2 separate regions of the Homo sapiens genome follow, and region 2 is linked to region 1. Evidence: read pairs that join two places in POLR2A ChIA-PET (ENCODE). Cell type or tissue: endothelial cell of umbilical vein. All regions are shown on one strand. Each heading gives the region's core, and the rest is flanking DNA. Links, peaks and the distances in the headings are about the cores only. Region 1 has its middle 120 kb from the start of MIR12113. Region 2 has its middle 19 kb from the start of MIR12113.

Region 1 (2,823 bases), core at 312-2,811:
ATCAAGTATATTGCCTGTCAAACAAGGAGTCCTAATAAATATTTGTGCTTGAATGAATGAATTTCAGTTTAGTCTCTGCTAATAAGAATAATGACAGTCCCTTCCTTAAGATGCTGTGTAAGTTAATTAGATGATACGATATGTTAAACTGTTGTTGGGTTTATATTTTTTTTTATTTCATCCCTCAGTTTTTGACATGGTTTTGGTGACAATGTATAAACTCAACATAATTTGGATAATTTTTTAAATTCAAAATAAATTGTGCTTTGTTTCTAAAATTACACCATATATCTGAACATGAAATTCAAAGTCCAAGTCTCTGTAGAATTCCTATCATATTTAAACAACTTCACATATTAGCCATATTTCTAAATGGCATCATTTTTGTTGGTTTTAATTTCAAAACCAGAAGCTTGCAATAAGCAGAGAAGGAACTCAATTAAGCATAGCCTCTAGTGCAAATATTTAATTCCTTTCTCATCACTCTGCCATTAATAAGGCAATCACCCGGAAATAGGGGATTGATGATCAGCACATGGAATAATAATTGTGAAATGATGAAGAAAAGATACTGAAAGAATATTAGAGTTTATGAATTTGCATTCATATCCACTGGTTATAGCTCATTTAAAAAAATTCTTCTTTCTTCTCAGATCAACAATTCTTAGAAAGAGACTAGATAAGCAGTACATTGGTCTTTTATATGTAAAAATAAATAATGGCTCATAAAATTAAGGGCCATGAATAAATAAATAAATACAACTGAAAAACACTAGGTAATTTAGTACATGACATTAATTACTCTTTCTAATTATTCATAGAATTCAAAGTTTAATTTAGTGATAGTAATCCTTAGCATCCACATAGTATTTTTTGAGCTTTCTTTTTCTCCAGTACACTAATTATATCAAGGGGATAATCTCAATTATCCCATGAGGTAGACAGACAGATAGTACTTAAACAGAAAGATTGTGAGTCCTACCTAAAGAGAGGAGAATACACTTAACCACAGTGGGTTGCTCTGTATTATTATTTTTATTTAATGCTCCTCACAAAACTTCTAGGTAAGTCAAATTTGAACCCACTGTATACATGTGAGACTCAGAGATTTTAAATTAAGCATTTAGAGTTGCACAGTTATGAGACAAGGCTGAAATAAATTTCCGTGTAATGTGCAATCTGAATCGCAGACCACATTGTAGTTTAGGTGTTTTCTATGAATTTTCTCATAAAATCTTCCACAGGTCCCTGCATCTTGTAAACGTCTACGCTGCAACAAAAGGTTTAGTATGAGTTAAAATAATAAAAGCATCACTATTTCACAGATAAGGAAGAGGAAGGCACAGGGAGGCTGGGCTGCCTGCCTGACATCACCCAGCTGGCAACACAGAGAAGCAGTCATCAGATTGAGATCCCTTTGGCTCTAACCCCAATGTTCCTGGCACTAGCTTGAGTTGAAGGGGTCATAGTAAGAACAAAGATTTTAGATAAGAGAGCTTGAGTTTGATTTCCTCCCTATGACTTGCCAGTTGTGTGATTTCATGCCAGTTCCCTAATCTCTCTGAGCTGGTTTCCTTACTTGTGAAAATGCACAAAATAAACAGCCTTTCTCTTAAGGGTCACTGCGAGGTTGAAATGGAACAATGTGTATAAAGCCCTGGTGCCTGTCTCATCACTACGTCCAGTATATGTGAGTAAGTATTACACTCATGACACAAAGCCTCTACTTCTTGGTTGATCTCTCCAAGGTGATGGAGTAACAGCACGACCTCAGTAAACCACTGTCTGGTTTCAAGTCTAGTGCTTCTTCACCAACCATGAAATAGCCTTATTTATTATTTATTATTATTATTTATTAGTTGGTATCATTTGGTTCTAGTTTTCTGCTCCGGCAGAAAACTGCTCTTGTGTGACAGGGAACACTGCAAAAAGAAATAGAAGTAGTTTCCAAAAAGTCTTTACTGAGAGGACCAGATTAGTCTTAAAGCCCCTGGAAATACCCCGAGAGACAGACATAAGCAAAGCTGAGGAACTAAGCGCACCTGAGAAGAGGGAAGCAGGCCTAGAATCAGAACAATCAAATGTGGCAGGCCCTGCAGCACTTTGTCACTACATGAGAAAGAGGAGTGGTTTTGGCAATTTTTTCCTAACAGCTTGGCGTTATTTTGAACTTTTGCTTCAGCTGGTCTGTGGGAAGGGAGGATGAAGGGAAGTATCTCTGTGCCTGCTTGTCCTTCTCATTGTCTTCAGAGTCTCCTCTCTTTGAGGTGAAGCTTTTAGGCGCCAACATAAAAATAAAGCTGATAGAGCTGGCAGCACCTCTCAGACTGAGCAACAAAGAGAACACGCCAGCATTCTGCAGGGGAAGGAAGAGTGAGGAAATGAGCTCAGGACTGGGCTGTTGTCCGGCTCTTCCCTTCCCATCTAAACCTCTGCCACCATCCTGGGCCAAATCACTTGGACCCGGCACTTGGGCTGCAGCCCCAGCCTCCCACCTGGCCTCCTAGCTGCATCTTGCAGCCTATATATTGCGGTTACTTATCTTTACAAAGCACAGACCAGATGAGAACACCACTTTAATCCTCCTTGATTAAAACTTTTCTATGGAACTTCGTGAATTACAGGAAAAAGACCTACGAATTATCAACAGGAACCATGATGACTGACCAATGCTTCTCACTTCATCTACTCATTCTATGTGCTCTACAGTGCTGTCATTTGTGAACCCCAGCTTTCTCCTGGCACAGGGCCTTCAAATAAGTCATTTTCATTTTCTCAAAGGCTCACTGCCCTTGCTATTGTTGTTGCCTCCTCTTCATGCTC
Region 2 (2,823 bases), core at 136-2,635, 100 kb before region 1:
ACTTTATGGTCCAACTCAAATATCAACTTTTCTTTATAAACCTATCTCACTACCTCTAGGCCTACTTAAGGTATCTCTTTTGGGTTCCTGCAACTGTTCATTAATTTGTATAAAGTCACACATCTGATTACATAAAAATTAAAGATTCATGCCCCCCCCCACAGCAAAAGAGTTTCTTTACAATAGAAAGTCTTATTTGATTGTATTTATAATTTTAGTATTCTAATATTATTGAAACTTATTTCTTCTTTCACTTGTTTCTTCACGCAGGAAATATTTACCAAATATCCCAGACCAGACATTCAATACATCTAATATTCCTTAAATATTACATGAGAAAGAAAGTCCATAATATGTGAAAGTCAGTAAGGATAAGCACTGAGATTAGACAGCCTGGATTCAGTTTTGGCTTTGCCATGTTCTATCATTCTTTAGAGAGATTTTTTAGTTTAATCTGGTGTTTGTTTTGTTTGTGTGTGAGTCTCTTACTCCTAATAAAGACATACCTGAGACTGGGTAATTTATAAAGGAAAGAGGTTTAACTGACTTACAGTTCCACATGGCTGGGGAGGCCTCACAATCATGGCAGAAGGCAAAGGAAGAGCAAAGTCGCGTCTTACATGGTGTCAGGCAAGAGAGAGCTTGTGCAGGGGAACTCTCATTTATAAAACCATCAGATCTCATGAGACATATTCACTACCAAGAGAACAGTATGGGGGAAACTGCCCCCCGTGATTGAATTATCTCCATCTGGCCCTGCCCTTGAAATGTGGGGATTATTACATTTCAAGGTGAGATTTGAGTGGAGACACAATCAAACCATATCAGTTTGCTTTTTAGCTAAACTATATAACCAATATAAAACACAAAGTTTGGGCCTGACATAGAATAGATCATTCAGAAACACTGATGACTGAATGGAATAGTTAATGAACTCTGGCCCACCAGTTGCATGATAAGCTCAGTCTGATGAGCTACATTGTTTCATGTTTATCTCAAATACCTACAGGGAAAGCAAACTGGTTTTACTGTATCGTTTTTAGTTCCCCTCAGAAAGGAAAGACAAGGGTAGATTAAGTAAATAATTAATAGAAAAAAAGGGTTTTTTTTTCAGATAATGTAGGTGATGACTTATGTGAATGAGAATCACTTGCTTACTCCTGTACATGGACGTTATAAATCATTCACTTAATTTTCTTTTCCTGTTCAGGACAGCGCTAATTTAAACTATAAAAGCAGATTGCTCTGCCTTTTGGAGGCCTCTGCTTTTGTACATGGCCTGATTTTCCCCCTTGCAGTGTTTTCTCTTTTATATCCAAACAAAGGAAATGGATATGGACTTTGGATGCACATTCATTCCAGATAACCGAGGGAGGATCTTACCATAGTGGCGAAGTCATAATAAACTCCTGGTTACATATCAAAATATTTATTACTGTTCGACTGGGATAAAGGTGTGGTAGCTTTATCACCCCATTACAGGTTTCCTGTGACTCTGGAAAAGGAAGCATTCTTCTGCATTTACTGTTTTCATTAACTTTCCCTGTTTTTTTCTCCTTGTGTGTGTGTGTAGGGTATTTTTCCTCTGGAAATGAGCTGACTAGGCACGCTACTTCTACTTGAAAAAGACTGATGCTTGTCTTACACCATTTTGAGGTCACCACAGTACATGACTCAGAATCATTAGACAAATGTTGATTGAATATCTCCTACATTCCAAATACTGTGTTGAATGTGGTTAAAGCATTAAATGTTAATGGAATATTTTGTACAGTCAAGAAGTGATTGCTGTCATAGAAGAGACACAACACACTGGTAGAACACAGCAATGAAATTTGACTTGTGATGTATGTCCAGAAAAAGATAGATAACACATTCTCTAAAAGTTTAGAAGAAATTTTTGTCCCTTGGATTGTAGTCTTGACTGATTAAGAAACAGAACAACTTAGTTGAATACTGAGCATTGATTCGCAATCTAATGGTGCCTGGGGATGCCACCTGTTTTCTCGCAATTAAAATTTAAAAACAAAATTATACAAAGAGCAATTGGAGTTTAAAACAACTGTAAAGAAAACAATTAGAACAAAAATCCATTAAATTGAAAATAGTAAAACAAAGGGAAAATGAACATAATAAAAAACTGTTTTTATCAAAAGACTAATAAACAATTTTGATTGAAGACACAGGTTACCAACATCAGAAATGAAAGAGGAGATGATCACCAATCATCCTGAGACATTAAAGGATAAAAACAGAATACTATTTGTAACTCTATGCCTACAAACTTGACAACTTTCATGAAATGGACCAATTCTATGAAAGGTACAAACTACCAAAATTCCCAAGGAGATATAACTAATTTGAATAAACCTATTTATGTTAATAAAATTGAATTGATAATTAACAACCTTCCATAAAAAGAAAACACCAGGCTCAGATGCTTTTAAATTGAACCAAATATTTCAATAAAATAATAAAATAAACTATACCAATCCTCTATAATTTTTCCAGAAAATTGAATTGGAGGGAAAACATTCTAAATCACTCATTGTGTGAGGCCAGCATTACATTAGTACCAAAATCAGAAAGAAAATTACAAAAAAGAAAAACTATAGCCTAACATCTTTCATAAACATAACAGCAAAAATCCTGAAGAAGTATTAGTAACTAGCATCTAACAATATATAATAAAACTATACACCATGATGAAGTGAGCTTTAACCCAGGTAATGAAGACAGTTTCAACATTTGGAAATCAATCATTGCAGTTAACTTCTTCAACAAGCTAAAGAAGAAAAATAAGATGATCATATCAGTTGTCTC

The links. Peaks named below come from ENCODE experiments on the same cell type or tissue, not always from the same donor. Only the 100,000 strongest peaks of a DNase experiment are listed, where the experiment ranks them.
Region 2: POLR2A ChIA-PET joins it to region 1 with 5 read pairs; 1 of 35 experiments calls an interaction of 5 or more read pairs at or near these places.

The regions. Positions count from the first base shown.
Region 1 is chr4:11,902,812-11,905,634 of GRCh38, forward strand. No RefSeq gene overlaps it. Among named protein-coding and RNA genes, the nearest start is that of MIR12113, 120 kb to the left of the region's middle. In endothelial cell of umbilical vein, for the core only: no CTCF peak of the experiment used is centred there; DNase peaks (open chromatin) are centred at 1,490 and 2,520; H3K27ac peaks cover 2,064 bases.
Region 2 is chr4:11,800,655-11,803,477 of GRCh38, forward strand. No RefSeq gene overlaps it. Among named protein-coding and RNA genes, the nearest start is that of MIR12113, 19 kb to the left of the region's middle. In endothelial cell of umbilical vein, for the core only: no CTCF peak of the experiment used is centred there; a DNase peak (open chromatin) is centred at 1,477; H3K27ac peaks cover 1,863 bases.